2 separate regions of the Mus musculus genome follow, and region 2 is linked to region 1. Evidence: chromatin loops called from intact Hi-C (ENCODE). Cell type or tissue: gastrocnemius. All regions are shown on one strand. Each heading gives the region's core, and the rest is flanking DNA. Links, peaks and the distances in the headings are about the cores only.

Region 1 (12,653 bases), core at 2,503-10,502:
TATGGGGAAAAGATGTGTTGTCAGCCATGAACTTTATATTGACTAATGATTACTCTCAGAAAAGCAAGGAAATGATGAAAGGAATGGGATATATACCTGGACCAGGTCTTGGAAAAAACTTACAAGGTAGAATTTCACCAGTTAAAGCCACAGAAAAAGTAGATAAGAAAGGGCTGAGTTTTTTCTAGGGGCCACTGAGGAGCCTTTGCCCATTCCATGGCATACGGAGGACACGGTGTGGGTGCCTCAGTGGCCTTTACCCTCTGAGAAGTTAAAAGCAGCTAAAGAATTAGTACAGAAACAATTAGACCTGGGACATGTGGAACCCACTCAATCACCCTGGAACACCCCTATTTTCGTTGTAAAGAAGAAGTCAGGTAAATGGAGATTGTTACATGACCTAAGAGCCATTAATGCACAAATGCAAGTTATGGGTCCTCCCCCTACTCTCAGCTCTACCTAAGGATTGGAGAATTATAGTAGTAGATATTAAGGATTGTTTCTTTTCCATTCCATTAAATAAGAAAGATAAACCTAGATTTGCATTTACCTTGCCTTCTATTAATCATATGGAGCCTGATAAAAGGTACCAATGGCGGGTATTACCCCAAGGAATGGCAAATAGCCCTACAATATGTCAGTTATATGTAGGAAAAGCTTTGCAACCGGTTAGGGATGGTTTCCCCTCCTTAAAAATTTGTCATTATATGGACGATATAGTGATTTGTGGACCTGAAGAAGAAAGTATACAGCAAGCTTATGGCTTGCTTAATGAAACTTTAAAAAAATAATGGCTTGATTATTGCACCAGAAATAGTACAGCAGTCTAATGTTAGTCATTTTTTAGGAGCCACTATTACTTTACGATGTGTCACCCCACAAAAGATTAGTATAAGAAAAGATCATCTAAAGACATTAAATGATTTTCAAAAATTATTAGGAGATATAAATTGGATTAGACCTTATTTAAGGATCCCTACTTCGGAATTAAAACCTTTATTTCAAATTTTAGAAGGAGACTCACATATTACCTCATTGAGACAATTAACACCTGAGGCTTCTGATGTTCTTAGGAAAGTGGAAAAGGCGATCCAAGCAGCACAGTTAACTCGTATAAATGAGCAGGAACCTTTGTACCTATGCATATTAAGAACCATAAATTTGCCAACTGCTGTGTTATGGCAAGATGGTCCTTTAGTATGGATACATCCACATATATACCCTAATAAGACTATAGAGCATTATCCCACCATGGTAGCAAACATGGCACACAAAGGGATAAAAACTTCAATTACTCACTTTGGAAAAATGCCTGATAGCATAATTGTCCCTTATACTGTCGCACAAATGCAAATACTGTGTGCTACTATATATGAATGGGCCATTCTTAGATGCAGTTTTTCTGGTTTAATTGATAATCATTATCCTAAACATCCATTATTACATTTTATGTTATTACATCCAGTAATATTTCCAAAGGTAACGGCTAATACCCCTATAAAGGGAGCCATTGATATTTATACAGATGGATCAAAAACAGGAATTGGAAGTTATGTAATCAATGAAAAGGCTGTAAGGTTGCAATTTACACCAGGAGCCCCCCAATTGGTAGAATGTTTGGTGGTTTTAGAAGTTTTTAAAAGATTTCCTATGCCCATAAATATTATCTCTGATTCTGTTTATGTAGTTAATGCAGTTCTAGCATTAGAGACTGCCGGAAATTTTAAACAGTCTAGTCCTGTATCTGAAATTTTGATGAAAATACAAAATTGTATTTTGATGCGTGAGCATCCCTTTTATATTCAACATATTAGAGCACATACATCATTACCTGGACCTATGGTTAAGGGAAATGCAATTGCTGACTCAGCCACCAGAGACATGGTTTTCCTATCACAAAGTTCTATAGAAAGTGCTAAGAATTTTCATCAGCTTTATCATGTCCCTGCTTCTACATTACGACAAAAATTTAAGCTCACACGAACAGAAGCCCGAGATATTGTCCTACAGTGTGGTAAATGTGTAGAATTTATTAATGCACCTTCCGTGGGTGTTAATCCTCGCGGATTGCAACCCCTAGATGTTTGGCAAATGGACGTCACGCATATCCCATCTTTTGGGAAATTACAATATGTACATGTATCCATCGATACCAGTTCTGGTGTCCTACATGCCTCTCCCTTGACAGGGGAAAAAGCAGTTCATGTCATATCTCACTGCTTAGAGGCTTGGGCTGCATGGGGCAAGCCCCTAGTGTTAAAGACAGATAATGGTCCTGCATATACTTCTTCTAAATTTAGCCAATTTTGCAAACAAATGCAAGTAAAACATATTACTGGATTGCCCTATAATCCACAGGGCCAAGGCATCATTGAGAGAGCCCACCACACTCTGAAACAATATTTGCAAAAACAGAAAGGGGAAATAGAGGCTATGACGCCAAAGATGGCTCTATCCCTTGCAATATTTACTCTTAATTTTCTAAAATTAGATGATGCTGGAAGATCACCAGCTGAAAGGCATGGACAATGGCCTCAATCGCCCAATGAAATGGTCAAATGGAAAAATGTCCTTGATAATAAATGGTATGGCCCGGATCCTATCTTAATCAGATTCCAGGGAGCTATTTGTGTTTTTCCACAGGGTGAAGAAAATCCACTTTGGGTCCCGACGCGGCTGACAAGGACCCTGAAAGAGCAAGATGAGCCCCAAGATGATTCTCCTGCTCCTGATGATTGAAACCATGATAAGTATACCTTTATGGGCCATAGTAAGATCATGGCCAGTACCTTTACCGGTACATTCCAATTCTTCTACCTAGCCTTTGTTTTTTGCAAAGGAATGTTTTTTGGATGTGCCTTATGCACGACAAACTCCTCAAGAGCCACGGGTGTATAAGAGTACTAGTTTTCATTTAAATTATACATTATGCTTTGTGCACAATGTGGATAAACCTTTTACACCCTGTATATTTTTAAGAAAAAGATTATCTCTAATTGGGCAGATCAAATTAATACTGCTGACACTATAAGTCAGATAGCAGAAAAAACATCTGAAGCATTGCTTACCCTGCAAAGGGTGGATTCTCATATCACCTCAGGGTTAATGTTAGTGAATCAGAGTGGATATTTTACAACATGACATGGAACAGATGATGGATGTCATACAAATGAGTTGTGTGGCATCCACATCGCATGTATGCATTACTCCCAATAGGTATATTAATAATTCTTTTATTAAAAGTACAGAGCTATCGAATTACCTGAAGGGGAACTGGTCGCAGGAGCTGGAAAGGTTGCAGACGAGGCTGCAGATGCAGATCCTGAACCTTAATGGGACCAGAGTGGAACCAGTGACCCTTGGAGACTTTACCTCTTGGCTTACCTCTGCTTTTTCTTACTTTAAAGAATGGGTGGGAGTGATTTTGTTTGGTGCTGCCATATGCTGTGGACTGGTGTTCAAGCTCTGGTTGGTATGCAAATTCAGAACCCAACAAAAACGTGACAAGGTGATTATAACTCAGGCACTTTTAGCTATTGAAAACGGCTCCTCCCCTGAAATTTGGTTATCTATGCTCAAGAATTAGTCAGCATGAGATTAGATGAGAGATTCAACGATCATTGATCAGCCCTTGCTCATCAATAGGGTGATCATGATTTCCCCACTAATTCATTTTTTGGCTGGCCTCTTTTGCAGAGTTCGCCCTAGGTCATTTAGCAGTTATTGTCACATAGCACTGCGGTATCCAGAGACGGGCAACTTTCCTCGTGCACAGTCCAACCTAAGACATGGGGCCCGGTGGCGATAGGGTTACCCTATGACGGGTAAGGCTGTGACATTAGAGGAACGACCTAAAACAGGAGCCACGGCGGATGGGCATAATTGCACAGGCCTAGTCCAGCCTCATTTTATTAAAACAAACAGGGGGAGATGTGGGAAGCCACATGTGCCGTTGCTGAGTGGCACTGACTACTGCTGGCCACCACGCATAAGATTGGACAAACAACCAATGTGTACATATGCAGTAAAGTTTTTTGCAAAGACACTGCCTGGCCCAGGCATGATAATGAGGTTCTGTAAGGTACTGAGAGTATAACCAATCAGATGTGAGACATGCAAATGAGGTATGATAATGAGGTTCTGTAAGGTACTGAGAGAGAGTAGCCAATCAGATGAGGAACACGCAAATGAGGCTTAGTGCATAACCAATCCGGGTGTGAGACACGCCCCTCCTAGGCCTATAAAAGCAGCACCAGTTCTGGGCTCGAGGTCTTTTCGCCTCTACAATCAAGCTCTCCCAATAAACGTGTGCAGAAGGATCCTGTTGCAGCGTCGTTCTTCCTGGCCAGTCGAGCGCACGCAAGATAATGTATTTGCAAAAGACCTGAAAGTTTTAAAATCAAGACCCAGCAATGTACAGTGAGTCAGAAAACCTCTAAAAATGCCACTGAGATTGTTTTTTGTTGACCGTCTACTTCTGTGCATGGGATCTGACTTTATGTGGGGTTTGTATACTCAATTACACTCCATATAAGAACCCTAATTTCGTCCTTTTTAAGCAGTGACAATATGTAGATGCTTTCTGAGTAATGATTTTAAATGAAGTTAGGATAGCTACAGTAATTTAGTTATGCCGTGCACCCAGTAACTATTGTAAAAGCAATTAAGAGTTTATGACGAACATTTTATTAATTATATCTGTACTTTGTTGCCTACATTTGAATTAAACATTTTGATTATTCTCACTCTCACATCCCCCATCTTCTCTATCTCTCTCTTACTTTTGTCAACTTCCCTCCCTACAGGTTTTTTATTCCTTGTTAATGTCATGTCTTTAATTTTAACAGTGGTGTGAAAGCATCCTATTTATGGCTGAACAATCAACTGAATTATACACAATACATTGAGCAACCAAGGATCTGTTAATTGAAATTCACTCCATTTCAATGTAAAGAAAAGTATTTATGATTAATACCAAGAATGCTTTTCTCTAAAGATATAGCTTTTTAGAAGGAATTTTGATGCCATAACCATTTAACTAAACAACAATAATAAATTACTCCACACTGCTTAGGCCCAGCTCTTCCCCCAACCAGGTGTGGCATGACTTTCCTCCTGTGGAGTGAGTTTAAAATCCCAAAACAAAGGATTTGATTGTTCACATAACACCTGTGCTACATTGGTGGTCATACCTTTTCTGGTAGGTTAAAACTTTCATTTGTATAAAGTTAGTGAAAGTATTAGCTGAGAGATATATTATAAGGATGTGTCTATTACCAAATCCATAGGGCCAAGAGTCTAGGATTAATGTGTGTTCAGTAGTACTTGGTAATGATATTCCATTTTTCCAAACCATGAAGAGAAATACAATTATATCAGTAGTGGATAAAGGTTTCTACTATTTCATAGCTCGTTGATATTTGCTTCATATGCATTTGAAAAAAAGGAAGGCCATTTTTCCTATATCCTAGTAATGAATAAACATATACTTTCAATATTTTGCCTTTTTCTTTTCTTTAATTATGATAACTCATCACTAGTGGATTATTCCTCCATTAGAATTTCCTAGTGTTTATGTGGTATGCTGTTTTCCAGCATTTTCATTAATATTATGAAGAAAATATAGTAATTAATGCATATCAAATGGTCTTCTTTCATTAATTTCTACTAACTGAAACGTAGTTATTTTTAGATAATGCAATTAGGAATAATTGAACTTGATACCTTCAGTGTGGTGATAATCCTCTTATGGATAATATAACATCATAGCAACACCCAATTGTTGCAAGCTGTCCAGCGGTTCACAAGGACGGGTACACCTGAATAGCAGGTGGCACTGAAAGAGAGGGAAACTAGGCAACTAGACAGTGTTCTGATCAAGGTTCAAATTTTTAATGGTGGACACGCTTTATAAAAGGTGGGGGGGAGACCATTCCTGCCAATTCATCCTTGGAGCCTGGAACCAGCTGCAGGTGATAATGTGCAGGATAGGGCATAGTCTCTGGAATAGCTCCAGGGCTTCTCAGCAGGTAGCAGTATCTTGAAGAGGAACAGTAGCAGTTGCAGAACAATAGAGTGATCTAGGGAGGAAGGCTCCACCATAGATGGTCTCCTTAGTGGCAGCAAGGTCAAGTTCTGGCTTAGCCTGCTTCAGGTTTATGGGAGGCTACACCAGTGAATACAGACTTTTGTTTGATCAGCATATCAACTGTGACATATCTTTTTCTACAATGTGAATGCATTTTCCTATATATCATTATTCTAATTTGAACTAATAAAGGTGAATATTAGCATCATAATGATTTCAGAACAACTTTAGTATATTTTTTCTTCAAGTAAGTATTGGTCATTTTTGGGTTTCATGTATGTGAGACAATCTCCTTATCATCAGGTTGCTTTAATGGGCCTGCATAATTTGTGTAAATTAACCCACCAAGATACTAGGTTGATTGTTGTCTTCCCATTAGAATGATGCTAAAACCATTTCATTAGAAATCTGTTAAATATAATTAGGAAGAATCACAAATTTCAATATGATGATTTTATAGGGTCCCTCTCATGTTTTATGGGATCCTTCTAATTTTATAAAGGTAAAATGCACAAAATATACTACAGAGGGAACACATGGATAAATGGTTCACAGGTCCTTGAAAGTTTATGCTCCCTTTTAAAAGTATGAGAGTTGGTAGGTCATTAAAACAGAGTGGAAGAGAAGCCCCCTCTTGCCATCTTTACCAGGTCTGCAGCACCAGGGACATGCAGGTTAGATGCCCCTCCCCATCTCCGTACCCTGCAAGTACCCTGGTGCATATCCAGCTGCCCAGAGCAGCATGTTGTTCACCCAGAGCTACGTTGTCCAGTGAGAGCCTACCCACTGGGGCCTTTTGCACCAAGAGCATATAGGGATAACTAGATGGCTAAAGGGCAGCAAAAAAATACAATCAACAACAGAGAGAGCATATGGCAACTTCAGAGCAGAGCTATCCTACTACAAAATGTCCTAGACATACTAACACAATCGAAGCACATGAAAATGACCTTCAGTCCAATTTTATAAAGATGATAAAGGACAATAAAGAAGAAGCAAACAGATGCCTTGAATTATAGGAAGATAGATTTAAACCAATGAAGACATGAAACTGGAAATAGAAGCAATAAAGATAAAACAACAACAATAACAACAACAACAAAAACACACACACACACACACACAAAAACCTCTATAGCTGATAAACAACTTCCCCAAAGTGGCTGAATACAGAATTAGCTAAAAAAAATAAATAAATCACTAGTCCTCCTTTATGCAAAATATAAACAGGCTGAGAAAATAATTAGAGAAATAATGCCCTTCACAATAAGCACAAGAAATACAAAATAGCCTGCTATAATTCCATCTAAGAAAATTAAAGACCCGTGTGATATGCATGTCATATCTTTGAAGAAAGAAAATGAGGAAGATACCAGAAGATGGAAAGATATCCCATGGTCATGGATCCATAGCATTAACATAGTAAAAATGGCCATATTACAAAACAATCTACAAATTCCATGCAATCCCCAACAAAATTACAACACCTTTTTTTAACTGACCTTGACATAACAATTCTCAACTTCATATGGAAAACCAAAACACTCAGGATATTGAAACATTCCTGTGCAATTAAAGAACTTCTGAGGTCTCTTCAGTCCTGATTTCAAGCTATGGTAATAAGTCTCGGATATATTGGCAGAAAAGCAAACAGGTTGATCACTAGAATAAAAATGAAAGACCCAGAAATAAACCATACACGTATAGAGACTTGATATTTGGCAAAGAATCTAAAACTATAATGGAAAACAGTGAAAAGAAAATATAATGGAAAAACTAAATGAAAATATCTTCAACAAATAATTTTGGTCTCACTGGATGTTTGGATGTAGAAGAACACAAATAGACCCATATATATCACCCTGAACAAAACTCAACTCTAAGTAGGTAAATAACCTCTAAATATAATCTGACACACTAAATCTAATAGAAGAGAAAGTGAGGAAGTGAATTGAATATATTAGCTCATGAGACACTTTTCTGAACATAACACCAATAGCTCAGGCACTAAGATAAAAACCTCCACAAAAATCACAACCTGGTTACAACGTGGAGCATGATGAACACTCCTCCATTGCTGGTAACAGTATGACTATATAGAGAATATGTTATGTCTGTATGGATATAATGCCTGTCAATGAATTTAATAGCATGTGGCTTAGGCAGGAAATAGACAATGAGGCATCTGAGAAGAGAAATAATTGTGGGACAGAGCAAGGGGTAAGATTAGCCAAAAATTGATAGAAACGTGGAACCTGAACACAGGTAACTTGCCATTTTGAAGAATGTGATTAAAATGAATGGGTTAATTTAAGCAATGACCTCGTCAAAGAAGAGCCAAGTTAAATGACCAAGGTATTTGTAAATATCTTTCAAATCTGAGTACTGTTTCTTGGAGCAGGGATTTGGGAGGAAGATCCTGGATCTGCCTTCTACAAAATGCACCCAAAATGGAGCAAGAACTTAGAACTCAAATTTCAATTACAAGGCCCCACAGGAGGCCTTGTCTCTTGAAGGAGGAGGAGGAGAAGGGGAAGAAGGAAGGGGAAGGGAGAAGGGGGAAGGGGGGAAGAGGAAGTGGAAGGAGAAGGAAAAGGGGAAGGGGGAAAAGGGAAGAGGGGAAGGAGAAGGGGGAAGGGGGGAAGAGGAAGGGGAAGGAGAATGGGAAGGAGAAGGAAAAGGGGAAGGGGGAAAGTGGAAGAGGGGAAGGGAAAGGGAGAAGGGGGAAGGGGGGAAGAGGAAGGGGAAGGAGAAGGAAAAGGGGAAGGGGAAAGGGAAGAAGGGGAAGGGGAGGAAGGGGAAGGGGAAGGAGGAAAGCAGACCAAATCCAAAACTTATTAGAACTACACAAGACAAGAAGATTAAAAGAATGTTTCCTAGACCAGGAGCAGGAACATGCAGAGATAGTATGGAAGGTGTCTGCTTTGAGAAGACCTTACTGAATTTTTAAAACACAGAAGTTGAGGCTTCTCTCAAGGGCTGAGTACAACTGTGGCTGAGTGTGAGGAACCAATTCTGGGTTACACATGGGCTGAATGCAGCTATGGCAGCCCCTGTGAGAAATTTTTAGAGATCACAACTATGAAATAAACCTCTTCAGATTCTCCCAAGCTTAGAAAGGCTGATTGGCCCAGTCCTGTCCTATGGGAATTAGTGCTCTGCAGTCATGGTGTGAAGAGAATCTGAAGCAAAGGACGTGAATGTCTTGCAGGTGTTGTTGGTACACTACCCCAGGATGAACCACAAGGCCTTGTAAAGTGAGAGATCCTCGCCCAATAATGAGACCCATAGTCGAGGGGGTAAGGGTCCAGGAGACTTAACGGGGATTGGTTGCACATTCATTTGGGGCATGAGTAAGAAACTGGAGGTGGCATGCAAGTCCACTCTTGTAACTCGTAGGGTGTCATCTCCTCTGTCCTGCTCTGGCTTTTGACAAAGCGGCTCCCATATTTGTGAGGGCCCTGGGATCAGGGGCCCAGCACCCCGTTTTTTGACTGTGAGGGATTAATTTCACCTATTGGGTGCAGGAATCTTCCTTTTACATCTCTGACAGAGCAGCATTCACTAGCCTTTTGATAGCCCTTTCTGCAGTGGGAGCAGAGAACAGCTCCTCATGTGCTTTCAGGTACAGGGACATCTCTCTTCAAATGTCCAGCTTTCCCACAATTGAAAAATGCCTTTTGTTTGTTGACATTAGGGCGCCTCTGAGATTGCAATATAGCCATGCCTAGTCCTGCATTGGTGAGAGGGCCTCCTAGCTCCCTACATATCTTAAGCCAGTCTTGTAACCCTTTGTTTTTTTCTTGGCGTGATGGCCGCCCTGAACTCTTGGGTGGCTTGCTCATAGATGAGCTGTTCAATTAGAGACATGGCTTGCTCGGGGTCACCAAAGACCCAGGCTGGGGCCTCAGTCATTTTGCCTCAAAATCAGAGAATGGTTCCTGGACCCCTGAACAATCTTTGTAAGGTGGCCCCCAGCCTCCCCTTTTCTTGTAAGTGCCTTCAAAGCCTTGACTGCAGCTGCCCCTATCTGGGTGTATGCCCCCCCCCCCAAGGATAGTTAATTTGATAGGCGGCATACTGCCCTTGGCTGGTCAACAATTCAAAGGTTCATTGTCTCTGGTTGTCATCAACTGCTGTGGTATTGGCCCTGGCCTGGTTTTGGGCCGCATCATACCATAGAGCTTTCCATTCCATATATTGTCCCATATTAGGGAGTGTAGCCTTTGCTATCATTTGCCAATCTGACGGGGTCATGGCCATATTGGCGAATCTCTCGACCTGAACCAGAGTAAAATTTGCACTGATCCCATAGTTACGGACAGATTCAGCAAGTTCTTTAAGTTGTTTATAGTCCACTGGGGCGTGCATAAGTCCTGCCTCTCCAGTATCAAAGACTGGAAATGCCACCTGTATCTTTTTTAACTCTTCTTGAGGAAAAAAGGAGTTAGTGCTATACCGCAATTCATAAGGCAGTGGCACTGTGGGCACAGTAGCTGGTGTGCTACCCTCTTTATTACTTCCTGATCGCGACCATCGGTCAGGGTTATATCTTTGTTCTTCATATTTTGCTGCCTCCTCCTCTAATTCAGCCTCCTCACTGGGGTCTAGGTCTTCAGACCCTGAACTATCAATCTCTAAGGCCTTCAAGTCATGGATAGGATAAAGATTAGTATAAGGCCTTAGTAGAGGGCTCAGTTTCACTGCCCTTCTTTCTCTCTCCCCTTTCTTCTGAATCCCGGGGAGGGCCCTTTTTCTTAGACATGACTTTCTTTTTTCGAGCTCCCATTCTCTCGCTCCGTTCAGTTTCTGACATACTGTCCTGAACCTCTTCTCCTGTTCCCTGGCCCTCCACAATGGTGGGTCAGCAGGTTTCATCCTCTAGACAGTTTTTTATCAGCTTCCAAATTGCCTCGGAGCCCAGGCATAAGTCTTCATGCTTATGGTCAAGGTCCCTTCCTAGCTTATTCCACGAGGCTACAGTTAGAGACCCTGAACAGGCATACCAGGGAGCAACGCGATCCACCTCCTTAACAAATTTCTGCAGCATATGGGAGGCGACCTACAGATCGTGTTGCTTTAGCACTGCCTGTAACACGGTGATCACTGACTGTGAGGAGCCCATGATAGAGTGAGTGCCTGAGGCTGATCTACGCCCAACTTATGGTATTCCTTAAGCAAAGTGAAAGTAAACACAGTGCTCAGCTCCCTTATCTACAGGAGGCTTACAAAATACCTCGGTGCTGCCACTTATCTATGTCGGATTGAATACACCTCAAATTTCAGCACCAGCCTTGATGGACAGAATAAGAAACACCTCAAACTTCAGCACCAGCTTCGATGGACAGAATAAGAAACAATAAGAAACAGAATGAGGGCCAGGGCAACCAAGACTAGAGCTTCTACCGCCCCTTCCTAGGGTGCATCTAGATTAAAACCGAAATCAAAAGGGATAAGTGGTTCACGATCAGAAATACCTCTCCGAACTTACCTTTTCCCTGCAGTTCTGAATCCACCCCATCTCCGGGTTTCTCCTCAATGCCAGCGATGTTGATCCCTGGTTTCCAGCACCAGATGACCCGTGCTACCTTCTTGCCAGCAAGAATGCACGCAGGAGTTCCTGTGATTGAGGCAATCTAGCCACTGGGCAAAGAAAATGCCCTAACTTTATATGTAGATAAAAATCTGCCTAAAAAGGAAAAGTTGATGCTGTCCTCTGCTAAGACACGGTAAGCAAGTCCTTCAAATTTCCTGCAGCACATCAGGTCTGGCAGGTATTCTGGACAAAAAAAGCTGAAGTTAGACACTCAAACCTTATAGAGAATAATCCAAGTGCAGAAGGCTACCTGTCTTTGTCATTTCTATAAATTTTGCAAACTGCATTCCTGTGCTTCCTACACAGTCAAGTAAAATTTATTCTTTTACATATCTCTGATGGAGGTGAAGACTAGATAGTGATAGTCTTACTATACACTTAAGATATTTATGTCTAAGATTTTTAGGATAACAATATAAGTTAGGATAGAAAATGATTTAGATTCAAAACTTTGAACTCACCAAGATAGGATAGATAATAAAATACTTACTCCTGAGCTACCACATATAAACAAACTGGACTTTTAATTTTAATCTTACCTAATAATCTTCATAAGTGTTGCATAATTGTTCCTACTGTTTGTTGTTTATTATTGCATAAGAAAGAGCCTTTTTATTTAGACAAAAAGGGGAAGTGCTGAGGTTTGGTCTATTGTTATGTTTTGTAAGCATGGAAGTACTGGCTTTGGTTACCTCAGAGATGAGGAGATACTTATGTATACCAAGGGATGTTGTGTAACTTGCTCACCAAGTTATCACTGATTGGCTAATAAGGGCAGAAGGAACTTATGAAGAGTGTCTATGGCTGGGCTTATGACGATGAGGGAGAACAGGGAGATGAATAGAGAGCAGAAGGCGCCATTGGGTAGGTGAATTGTGAGAGCATGGTCATGAGGGCTGGCCAATTGACATAGGGGTGACCCATGCAGAATTTGGAAAATCATTCCTCATGGTTTTTGACAGGAAAGTA
Region 2 (12,653 bases), core at 1,892-9,891, 130 kb after region 1:
ACCATCCAGTGGAAAAAAGACAGCATTTTCAACAAATGGTGCTGGCACAACTGGCGGTTATCATGTAGAAGAATGCGAATTGATCCATTTCTATCTCCTTGTACTAAGGTCAAATCTAAGTGGATTAAGGAACTCTACATAAAACCAGAGACACTGAAACTTACAGAGGAGAAAGTAGGGAAAAGCCTCGAAGATATGGGTACAGGGAAAAAATTCCTGAATAGAACAGCAATGGCTTGTGCTGTAAGATCAACAATTGATAAATGGGACCTCATAAAATTGCAAAGCTTCTGCAAAGCAAAAGACACCGTCAATAAGACAAAAAGGCCACCAACAGATTGGGAAAGGATCTTTACCTATCCCAAATCGGATAGGGGACTAATATCCAATATATATAAAGAACTCAAGAAGGTGGACTCCAGAAAATCAAATAATCCCATTAAAAAATCTGGCTCAGAGCTGAACAAAGAATTCTCACCTGAGGAATACTGAATGGGAGAGAAGCACCTGAAAAAATGTTCAACATCCTTAATCATCAGGAAAATGCAAATCAAAACAACACTGAGATTCCACTTCACTCCAGTCAGATTGGCTAAGATCAAAAACTCAGGTGACAGCAGATGCTGGCGAGGATGTAGAGAAAGTGGAACACTCCTCCATTGTTGGTGGGATTGCAAGCTTGTACAACCACTCTGGAAATCAGTCTGGCGGTTCCTCAGAAAATTGGACATAGTACTATTGGAGGATCCTGCAATACCTCTCCTGGGCATATATCCAGAAGATATCTCAACCCGTAAGAAGAACACATGCTCCACTATGTTCATAGCAGCCTTGTTTATAATAGCCAGAAGCTGGATAGAACCCAGATGCCCCTCAACAGAGGGATGGATACAGAAAATGTGGTACATTTATACAATGATGTACTACTCAGCTATTAAAAAAATGAATTTATGAAATTCCTAGGCAAATGGATGGACCTGAAGGGTATCATCCTGAGTGAAGTAACCGAATCACAAAGGAACTCGCACAATATGTACTCGCTGATAAGTGGATATTAGCCCAGAAACTTAGGATACCCAAGATATAAGATACAACTTGCCAAACGCATGAAATTCAAGAAGATTGAAGACCAAAGTGTGGACACTTTACCCTTTCTTAGAAATGGGAACAAAACACCCATAGAAGGAATTACAGAGACAAAATTTGGAGCTGTGATGAAAGGATGGACCATCTAGTGATTGCCATATGCAGGGATCCATCCCATAATCAAATTCCAAATGCTGACACCATTGCATACAGTAGCAAGATTTTGCTGAAAGGACCCAGATATAGCTCTCTCTTGTGAGACTACACCGCGGCCTAGCAAACACAGAAGTGGATGATCACAGTCAGCTATTGGATGGGTCGGTCACAGGGCCCCTAACGGAGGAGCTAGAGAAATTACCCAAGGAGCTAAAGGGAACTGCAACCCTATAGGTGGAACAACAATATGAACTAACCAGTACCTGGGAGCTCTTGTCTTTAGCTGCATATGTATCAAAAGATGGCCTAGTCGGTCATCACTGCAAAGAGAGGCCCATTGGACTTGCAAACTTTATATGCCCCAGTACAGGGGAACGCCAGGGCCAAAAAGGGGCAGTGGGTGGGTAGGGGATTGGGGGGGGTGGGTATGGGGGACCTTTGGGATAGCATTGAAAATGTAAACGAGTAAAATACCTAATTTAAAAAAAAAGAAACATCACTAAACATAAAAAAAAGAAAGTAAGAAAAAAGCTACTGTTGTGAAATATTAATTATACATAGGAAGGTAACAATTTCTTTAATATATTTTACATGTTGATAGGATACAGCAGCATGGTAAAAATTATGGTTTAATTATTTATTAATGCATTTTTCAAAAATTTATCAAGTGGAAATGTCTCAGTTATTTTAAGCTTCAACATTATTTTAAATTAATAATATAATTAAACTAATAAAGTGTATAAATTTTCATCTTAGAGATAAACAGGCAGTTGAAAAACTCATCTTGCTTTGGTAATACATGCAATAAAGGTTATATTAGAAAAACATAGCAGGGGTAATCAGCAACTCCAGGTTCTGTCATAGAAGGCCTGCATAATTCCTGAAGATCTACTCAACAAGAATGATAATAAAAGTACCCAGATGCAGCCCCCAAACTGCTCACTAAAGACTAGTTTTCAGTAGTAGATGCACATTTCAACTTAAAAGTTGTTCGTGAGCAAGGTTCATGAACTCATTTTCTACATATCGACTTAGTATTGCAAATTGCTTCTTGACATTGGTTAAGATATGGCCTGGGATGGTTATTCTCGCATTTGAATCCATGGGTTAAATGCACTTTGCCACTGAGCTTATGCGATGGTTTGCTACCTTTAAAAGAACATAAATATTTATTATTTTTAATTGTGTGTGTGTGTATGTATGTGTAGGTATGTGTATATGTGTGTATGTGTGTGTGTGTGTGTATATATATATATATATATATATATATATATATATATATATGACTTTTGTGTGTGTGTATACACATGAGTATGGTATGTGTGTGTGGTATATGTGTATGTTTTATGTGTGTATGTGAGTTATGTGTGTGCATGTTGCACATGGTGTGTGAGTGTATGTGTGTGTGTGTGTGTGTGTGTGTGTGTGTTTGTGTGTGTGTATCTATGTGTATACATGAGTGTAGTACAGTCTGGCCAGAGGAATGTCAGATACCTGGATCAGAAGATATAATTAGCTATCACCTTGTCTAATTTGGGTGCTGGAAACTGAACTCTGCAAGAAAGAGCATGCAGCCTTAGACACCAAGGCATCTCTACAGCCCCAGCTGCTTTTTAAAAATATATATATTGTGGAGGAATGAGAACTTGAATGTTGAGGTCAATGAACAACTTTCAGAAGATGACAAGCTTAAATACATAGCTTTCTTAAGCTAAGGTTCATGGTTAGAACCTTAAACCACTGAGATGTCTCTCTGGGTCCACTGCTACTTTTAATTAGCAGTCTAATATTTTTTCTAATTTGTGTTTGTAAGACTACAGACTTAAAATTAAGTAGCTCAAAACTATCTGGATCTTTAAATACCTTCCTCCATTGGGTTTTATTAGCTTTCAGTTTAAAGAACAAGAATTTAAGTAAATATCTCCCTCAATCTCATTTAATCCTTTTACTATTTATTATTAACGACTACTTATTATAACTATCACTATTATCACTATTATATATATATATATATATATATATATATATATATATACTATTATTACTCCCTGCTGTACTTATAGTAGTGATATCACTCTTGTATCAGCAAGCTATCTTGGTATTTTCTCAGTCCCTTTATAACCTACCCTTGAGTTTTGAAGTTCAATGTGTTTTTTTGTTTTTGTTTGTTTGTTTGGTTGGTTGGTTGGTTTTACCTTTTCTTTTTGTTTTTCTTTTGTTTTGTTTTTTTGTTTGTTTGTTTTTTGATGAAGAAAATCTCTGGCACAAAACTATGTGATAGAATAGTCAAATTTTGAGACAAAAAATTAAACAGTTTAACAGGGATAAAAGTATAAGCAGAAAATATTAGCATAGATGGTTGATAAAAATGTGGTGTTGATCATGGAGAACTAAACATTTTAGTCATGGTGACAAGTTAAGTGTTCTAAGAGACTATAGGATTAAATGTTTAGGATTAGTTGAATGAGTAAAGCATCAGAAGTAGGCAAACTAGTCCAAAGGTTATTTCAGTAGTTTAGAAGAAAGTTCAATGCTGTGACTTAAAAGAAAAAGGATAATTTTGAGAGATATTTAGGCACTATTATCTGAAAAAACAAACTGAGATTCTGTAACAAGGATGGGAAACACAGAAACAAATTATAGACCTCATTTTGATCTCATCCTCTTGAAGACCACCAAACCAAACAACTCAGGGAAGAAAAACTAGCATTAGTTTTGAAAGCATCAGGGACTGAAGTTAGAATTTCTATCTTGTCTGTGCCTTTCAAAACTTAAATTCCAGTATCAGGAGCATAATAAAATAATCAACATGCTTGAAACCAAACTGTTATAGTTATGAAATTCTAACTTTTAAAGCTCCAAATAGCTACTTTAAAAAAAAAACTATTTGGATAGTTGTTATTTTTCCCAGTCTAAATTGAGACATCTTAAAATTGCTGGGTATGAGATGATCAAGTCCAAACTAGTTGAAATTTATTCCATGCAAAACTTCATCCACCTGTTTTCATGAATTCACAGCTGTAACACATTTCACTGTCTTCAATATGTATCAGAGATGGTTTTCTGTTTATTTCTGCTTTTAGAACATATATCATCTGGCCTCTTTGTGATACTTCTTTATATGCTTCAACTATTTATTTGATTGATATTTGTTCCCTTTAGTCTCCCTAGTTTGAGCTCAGAAATGGTCTAAGAATTCATTTAAGAACTCTCAGTGAAACCAGTTATGTGTTTTCTATTTTCTTTGGTTGAAAATCATTTTTTTGTTTTCATAGAATATATTCTGATTATGGTTCCTCTCCATCAACTTCTTCCACTTCCTTCCCATCCCAAATCCACACCATTTCTTTTTCTCTTTTTAGAACACAGCCAGCCATCTAAAAATAATAATAAAATAAAATAAAAGCAAACGAACTGGAATGGCACAAAACAGAAGAGCAACTACCAAAGGAAAAGCCCTGGAAGCACAGACACAGAGATTAACACTTTTATACTCAGATAGACCATAAAAACACAAACCCAGAAAGCATAATGTATTTGCAAAAGACCTGTAAGTTTTAAAATCAAGACATGGCAATGTACGTTGAGACAGAAAACCTCCAAAAATGCCACTGAGATTGTTTTGTGTTGACCATCTACTTCTGTGCATGGGATCTGATCTTACTTGGGGTTTGTATACTCAATGACACTCCATATAAGAAGTCTAATTTCCCCTTTTTTAAGCAGTGATGATATGGAGATAGTTTCTGAGTAATGATTTTAAATGAAGTTAGGATAGCTACAGTAATTTAGTTATGCCGTGCACCCAGTAACTATTATAAAAGCAATTAAGAGTTTATGACGAACTATTTTTATTAATTATATTTGTTCTTTGTTGCCTACATTTTAATTAAACATTTTGATTATTCCCACTCTCACATCCCCCATCTTCCCTATCTCTCTCTTACTTTTGTCAACTTCCCTCCCTACAGGTTTTTTTATTCCATGTTAACGTCATGTCTTTAATTTTAACAGTGGTATGAAAGCATCCTATTTAGGGCTGAGCAATCAACTGACTTATACTCAATACATTGAGCAACCAAGGATCTGTTCATTGAAATTCACTCCATTTCAATGTAAAGAAAAGTATTTATGATTAATACCAAGAATGCTTTTCTCTAAAGATATAGCTATTGAGAAGGAATTTTGATGCCATAACAATTTAACTAAACAACAATAATAAATTACTCCATACTGCTTAGGCCCAGCTCTTCCCCCAACCAGGTGTGGTATGACTTTCCTCCTGTGGAGTGAGTTTAAAATCCTAAAACAGAGGATTTGATTGTTCACATAACACCTGTGCTACATTGGTGGTCATACCTTTTCTGGTAGGTTAAAACTTTCATTTGTATAAAGTTAATGAAAGTATTAGCTGAGAGATATATTGTAAGGATGTGTCTATTACCAAATCCATAGGGCCAAGAGTCTAGGATTAACGTGTGTTCAGTATTACTTGGTGATGATATTCCATTTTTCCAAACCATGAACAGAAATACAATTATATCAGTAGTGGATAAGGGTTTCTACTATTTCATAGCTCATTGATATTTGCTTCATATGCATTTGAAAAAAGGAAGGTCATTTTTCCTATATCCTAGTAATGAATAAACATATTCTTTCAATATTTTGCCTTTCTCTTTGCTTTAATTATGATAACTCATCACTAGTGGATTATTTCTCCATTAGAATTTCTTAGTGTTTATGTGGTATGCTGTTTTCCAGCATTTTCATTAATATTATGAAGAAAATATAGTAATTAATGCATATCAAATGGTCTTCTTTCATTAATTTCTACTAACTGAAACGTACTTATTTTTAGATAATGCAATTAGGAATAATTGAACTTGATACATTCAGTGTGGTGATAATCCTCCTCTTATGGATAATATAACATCATAGCAACATCCAATTGTTGCAAGCTGTCCAGCGGCTCACAAGAATGGATACACCTGAATAGCAGGTGGCGCTGAAAGAGAGGGAAACTAGGCGACTAGACAGTGTTCTGATCAAGGTTCAAATTTTTAATGGTGGACACGCTTTATAAAAGGAGGGGGCAGGAGTCTATTCCGGCCAATTCATCCTTGGAGCCTGGAACCAGCTGCAGGTGATGACGTGCAGGATAGGGCATAGTCTCTGGAATAGCTCCAGGGCTTCTCAGCAGGTAGCAGTATCTTGAAGATGAACAGCAGAAGTTGCAGAACAATAGAGTGATCTAGGGATGAAAGCTCCACCATAGATAATCTTCTTAGTGGCAGCAAGGTCAAGTTCTGGCTTAGCCTGCTTCAGGTTTATGGGAGGCTACACCCAGTGAAGACAGACTTTTGTTTGATCAGAATATCAACTGTGACATATCTTTTTCTACAATGTGAATGCATTGTCCTGTATATCATTATTCTAATTTAAACTAATAAAGATGAATATTAACATCATAAAAATTTCAGAACAATTTTAGTATATTTTTTCTTCAAGTAAGTATTGGTCATTTTTGGGTTTCATGTATGTGAGACAATCTCCTTATCATCAGGTTGCTTTAATGGGCCTGCAAAATTTGTGTAAATTAACCCACCAAGATACTAGGTTGATTGTTGTCTTCCCATTAGAATGATGCTGAAACCATTTCATTAGAAATTTGTTAAATATAATTACGAAGAATCACAAATTTCAATATGATGATTTTATAGGGTCCCTCTCATGTTTTATGAGACCCTTCTAATTTTATAAAGGTAAAATGCACAAAATATACTACAGAGGGAACACATGGATAAATGGTTCACAGGTCCTTGAAAGTTTATGCTCCCTTTTAAAAGTATGAGAATTGGTAGGTCATTAAAACAGAGTGGAAGAGAAGCCCCCTCTTGCCATCTTTACCAGGTCTGCAGGACCAGGAACATGAAGGTTAGATGCCCCTCCCCATTTCTGTACCCTGCAAGTACTCTGGTGCATATCCAGCTGCCCAGAGCAGCATGTTGTTCTCCCAGATCTACATTGTCCAGCGAGAGTCTGCCCACTGGGGCCTTTTGCACCAAGAGCATATAGGGAAAACTAGATGGCTAAAGGGCAGCAAAAAAATACAATCAACAACAGAGAGAGCACATGGCAACTTCAGAGCAGAGCTATCCTACTACAAAATGTCCTTGACATACTAACACAATCGAAGCACATGAAAATGACCTTCAGTCCAATTTTATAAAGATGATAAAGAACGTTAAAAAAGAAGCAAACAGATGCCTTAAAATATAGGAAGATAGATTTAAACCAGTGAAGACATGAAACTGGAAATAGAAGCAATAAAGATAAAACAACAACAACAACAACAATAACAACAACAACAAAAACACAAAAAAGCCTCTATAGCTGATAAACAACTTCCCCAAAGTGGCAGAATACAGAATTAGCTAATAAATAAATAAATAAATAAATAAATAAATAAATAAATAAATCAGTAGTCCTCCTTTATGCTAAATATAAACAGGCTGAGAAAGTAATTAGAGAAATAATGCCCTTCACAATAAGCACAGGAAATAAAAAATATCCTGCTATAATTCCATCCAAGAAAGTTAAAGACCAGTGTGACATGCATGTCATATCTTTGAAGAAAGAAAATGAGGAAGATACCAGAAGATGGAAAGATATCCCATGGTCATGGATCCATAGCAGTAACATAGTAAAAATGGCCATCTTACAAAACAATCTACAAATTCCATGCAATCCCCAACAAAATTACAACACCTTTTTTTAACTGACCTTGACATAACAATTCTCAACTTCACATGGAAAACCAAAACACTCAGGATATTGAAACAATCCTGTGCAATTAAAGAACGTCTGAGGTCTCTTCAGTCCTGATTTCAAGCTATGGTAATAAGCCTCGGATATATTGGCAGAAAAGCAGACAGGTTGATCACTAGAATAAAAATGAAAGACCCAGAAATAAACCACACACGTATAGAGACTTGATATTTGGCAAAGAAGCAAAAACTATAATGGAAAACAGTGAAAAGAAAATATAATGGAAAAACTAAATGAAAATATCTTCAACAAATAATTTTGGTCTCACTGGATGTTTGGATGTAGAAGAACACAAATAGACCCATATATATCACCCTGAACAAAACTGAAGTCTAAATAGGTCAATAACCTCTAAATATAATCTGACACACTAAATCTAATAGAAGAGAAAGTGAGGAAGTGAATTGAATATATTAGCTCATGAGACACTTTCCTGAACATAACACCAATAGCTCAGGCACTAAGATAAAAACCTCCACAAAAATCACAAACTGGTTACAACGTGGATCATGATGAACACTCCTCCATTGCTGGTAGCAGTATGACTATATAGAGAATATGTTATATCTGTATGGATATAATACCTGTCAATGAATTTAATGACCCATGGCTTAGGAATGAAATAGACAATGAGGCATCTGAGAAGAGAAATAATTGTGGGATAGAGCAAGGGGTAAGATTAGCCAAAAATTGATAGAAACGTGGAACCTGAACACAGGTAACTTGCCAGTTTGAAGAATGTGATTAAAATGAATGGGTTTATTTAAGCAATGATCTAGTCAAAGAAGAGCCAAGTTATATAGCCAAGGTATTTTTAAATATCTTTCAAATCTGAGTATTGTTTCTTGGAGCAGGGAGTTGGGAGGAAGATCCAGGATCTGCCTTCTACAAAATGCACCCAACATGGAGCAAGAACTTTGAACTCAAATTTAAATTACATGGCCCCACAGGAGGCCTGGTCTCTTGAAGAAGGAGGGGGAGAAGGGGAAGGGGAAGAGGGAAGGGGAAGGGAGAAGGGGGAAGGGGGAAGAGGAAGGGGAAGGAGAAGGGGAAGGAGAAAGAAAAGGCAAAGGGGGAAAGGGGAAGAGGGGAAGGAGAATGGGGAAGGGGGGAAGAGGAAGGGGAAGGAGAAGGGGAAGGAGAAGAAAAAGGCAAAAGGGGAAAGGGGAAGAGGGGAAGGTTAAGGGAGAAGGGGGTAGAGGAAGGGGAAGGAGAATGGGAAGAAGGAAAAGGGGAAGGGGAAGAGGAAAGAGAAGAAGGGGAAGGGGAAAAAGGGGAATGGGAAGAAGGAGAAGGGGAAGGGGAGGAAGGGGAAGGGGAAGGAGAAAATCAGACCAAATCCAAAACTTATTAGAACTACACAAGACAAGAAGATGAAAAGAAAGTTTCCTAGACCAGGAGCAGAAACATGCAGAGATAGTATGGAAGGTGTCTGTTTTGAGAAGACCTTACTGAATTTTTAAAACACAGAAGTTGAGGCTTCTCTCAAGGGCTGAGTACAACTGTGGCTGAGTGTGAGGAACCAATTCTGGGTTACACATGGGCTGAATCCAGCTGTGGCAGCCCCTGTGAGAACTTCCCAGAGATCACAGCTATGAAATAAACCACTTCAGATTCTCCCAAGCTTAGAAAGGCTGATTGGCCCAGTCCTGTCCTATGGGAATTAGTGCTCTGCAGTCACGATGTGAAGAGAATCTGAAGCAAAGGACGTGAATGTCTTGCAGGTGTTGTTGGTACACTACACCAGGATGAACCACAAGGCCTTGTAAAGTGAGAGATCCTCGCCCAATAATGAGACCCATAGTCGAGGGGGTAAGGGTCTAGGAGACATAACGGGGATTGGTTGCACATTCATTTGGGGCATGAGTAAGAAACTGGAGGTGGCATGCAAGTCCACTCCTGTAACTCGTCGGGTGTCATCTCCTCTGTCCTGCTCTGGCTTTAGACAAAGTGGCTCCCATATTTGTGAGGGCCCTGGGATCGGGGGCCCAGCACCCCGTTTTTTGACTGTGAGGGATTAACTTCACCTATCGGGTGCAGGAGTCTTCCTTTTACATATTTGACAGAGCAGCATTCACTAGCCTTGTGATAGCCTTTTCTGCAGCGGGAGCAGAGAACAGCTCCTCTTGCACGTTCAGGTACAGGGAAATCTCTCTTCAAATGTCCAGCTTTCCCACAATTGAAACACGCCTTTTGTTTGTTGACATTAGGGCGCCTCTGAGATTTCAATATACCCTTGACTAGTCCCGCATTGGTGAGAGGGCCTCTTAGCTCCCTACATATCTTAAGCCAGTCTTGTAACCCTTTGTTTTTTCTTGGTGTGATGGCCGCCCTGAACTCTTGGGTGGCTTGCTCATAAATGAGCTGTTCAATTAGAGTCATGGCTTGCTCGGGGTCACCAAAGACCCAGGCTGGGTCCTCAGTCATTCTTGCCACAAAATCAGAGAATGGTTCCTGGGGGCCCTGAACAATCTTTGTAAGGTGGCCCCCAGCCTCCCCTTTTCTTGTAAGTGCCTTCCAAGCCTTGGCTGTAGCTGCCCCTATCTGGGCTTATGGCCCCCAAGGATAGTTAATTTGATGGGCAGTATACTGCCCTTGTCTGGTTAATAATTCAAAGGTCCATTGTCTCTGGTTGTCATCAACTGCTGTGGTATTGGCCATGGCCTGATTTTGGGCCGCATCATACCATAGAGCTTTCCATTCCATATGTTGTCCCATATTAGGGAGTGTAGCCTTTGCTATCATTTGCCAATCTGACGGGGTCATGGCCATATTGGCGAATCTCTCGACCTGAACCAGAGTAAAATTGGCACTGACCCCATAGTAACGGACAGATTCAGCAAGTTCTTTAAGTTGTTTATAGTCCACTGGGGCGTGCATATGCCCTGCCTCCTCAGTATCAAAGACTGGAAATGCCATCTGTATCTTTTTTAACTCTTCCTGAGGAAAAAAGGAGTTAGCGCTATACCGTAATTCATAAGGTAGTGGTGCTGTGGGCACAGTAGCTGATATGCTACTCTTTTTATTACTTCCTGATCGCGACCACCGGTCAGGGTTATATCTTTGTTCTTCATATTTTGCTGCCTCCTCCTCTAATTCAGCCTCCTCACTGGGGTCTAGGTCTTCGGGCCCTGAACTATCAATCTCTAAGGCCTCCAAGTCATGGATAGGATAAAGATTAGTATAAGGCCTTAGTAGAGGGCTCAGTTTCACTGCCCTTCTTTCTCTCTCCCCTTCCTTCTGAATCCCGGAGAGGGCCCTTTTTCTTAGACATGTCTTTCTTTTTTCGAGCTCCCATTCTCTCGCTCCGTTCGGTTTCTGACATACTGTCCTGAACCTCTTCTAGTGTTCCCTGGCCCTCCACAATGGCGGGTAGGCAGGTTTCATCCTCTAGACAGTTTTTTATCAGCTTCCAAATTGCCTTGGAGCCCAGGCATAAGTCTCCCTCTTCATGCTTAAGGTCAAGGTCCCTTCCTAGCTTATTCCACAAGGCTACAGTTAGAGACCCCGAACAGGCATACCAGGGAGCAAAGCGATCCACCTCCTTAACAAAGTTCTGCAGCGTATGGGAGGCGACCTACAGGTCATGTTGCTTTAGCACTACCTGTAACACGGTGATCACTGATTGTGAGGAGCCCATGATAGAGTGAGTGCCTGAGGCTGATCTACGCCCCACTTATGGTACTCCTTAAGCAAAGCGAAAGTAAACACGGCGCTCAGCTCCCTTATCTACAGAAGGCTTACAAAATACCTCCGTGCTGCAGCTTATCTATGTCGGACTGAATACACCTCAAATTTCAGCACCAGCCTCGATGGACAGAATAAGAAACAATAAGAAACAGAATGAGGGCCAGGGCAACCAAGACTAGAGCTTCTACCGCCACTTCCTAGGGTGCATTTAGATTAAGACCGAAATCAAAAGGGATAAGAGGTTCAAGATCAGACATACCTCTCTGAACTTACCTTTTCCCTGCAGTTCTGAATCCACCCCATCTCCGGGTTTCTCCTCAATGCCAGCGATGTTGATCCCGGGTTTCCAGCACCAGATGACCTGCGCTACCGTCTTGCCATCAAGAATGCACGCAGGAGTTCCTGTGATTGAGGCAATCTAGCCACTGGGCAAAGAAAATGCCCTAACTTTATATGTAGATAAAAATCTCCCTAAAAAGGAAAAGTTGATGCTGTCCTCTGCTAAGACACGGTAAGCAAGTCCTTCAAATTTCCTGCAGCACATCAGGTCTGGCAGGTATTCTGGTCAAAAAAGCTGAAGTTAGACACTCAAACCTTATAGAGAATAATGCAAGTGCAGAAGGCTACCTGTCTTTGTCATTTCTATAAATTTTGCAAATTGCATTCCTGTGCTTCCTACACAGTCAAGTAAAATTTATTCTTTTACATATCTCTGATGGAGGTGAAGACTAGATAGTGATAGTCTTACTATACACTTAAGATATTTATGTCTAAGATTTTTAGGATAACAATATAAGTTAGGATAGAAAATGATTTAGATTCAAAACTTTAAACTCACCAAGATAGGATAGATAATAAAATACTTACTCCTGAGCTACCAAATATAAACAAAC

Evidence for each region. A loop is a pair of places that touch in the nucleus more often than their neighbours do. Peaks named below come from ENCODE experiments on the same cell type or tissue, not always from the same donor. Only the 100,000 strongest peaks of a DNase experiment are listed, where the experiment ranks them.
Region 2: it touches region 1 in a loop (11-fold over the local background); 10 of 42 quality-filtered maps call a loop at or near these places.

Annotation. Positions count from the first base shown.
Region 1 is chr8:55,450,820-55,463,472 of GRCm38, forward strand. No RefSeq gene overlaps it. Among named protein-coding and RNA genes, the nearest start is that of Gm51595, 31 kb to the right of the region's middle. In gastrocnemius, for the core only: no CTCF peak of the experiment used is centred there; DNase peaks (open chromatin) are centred at 6,013 and 6,803.
Region 2 is chr8:55,582,883-55,595,535 of GRCm38, forward strand. No RefSeq gene overlaps it. Among named protein-coding and RNA genes, the nearest start is that of Gm51600, 49 kb to the left of the region's middle. In gastrocnemius, for the core only: no CTCF peak of the experiment used is centred there; no DNase peak of the experiment used is centred there.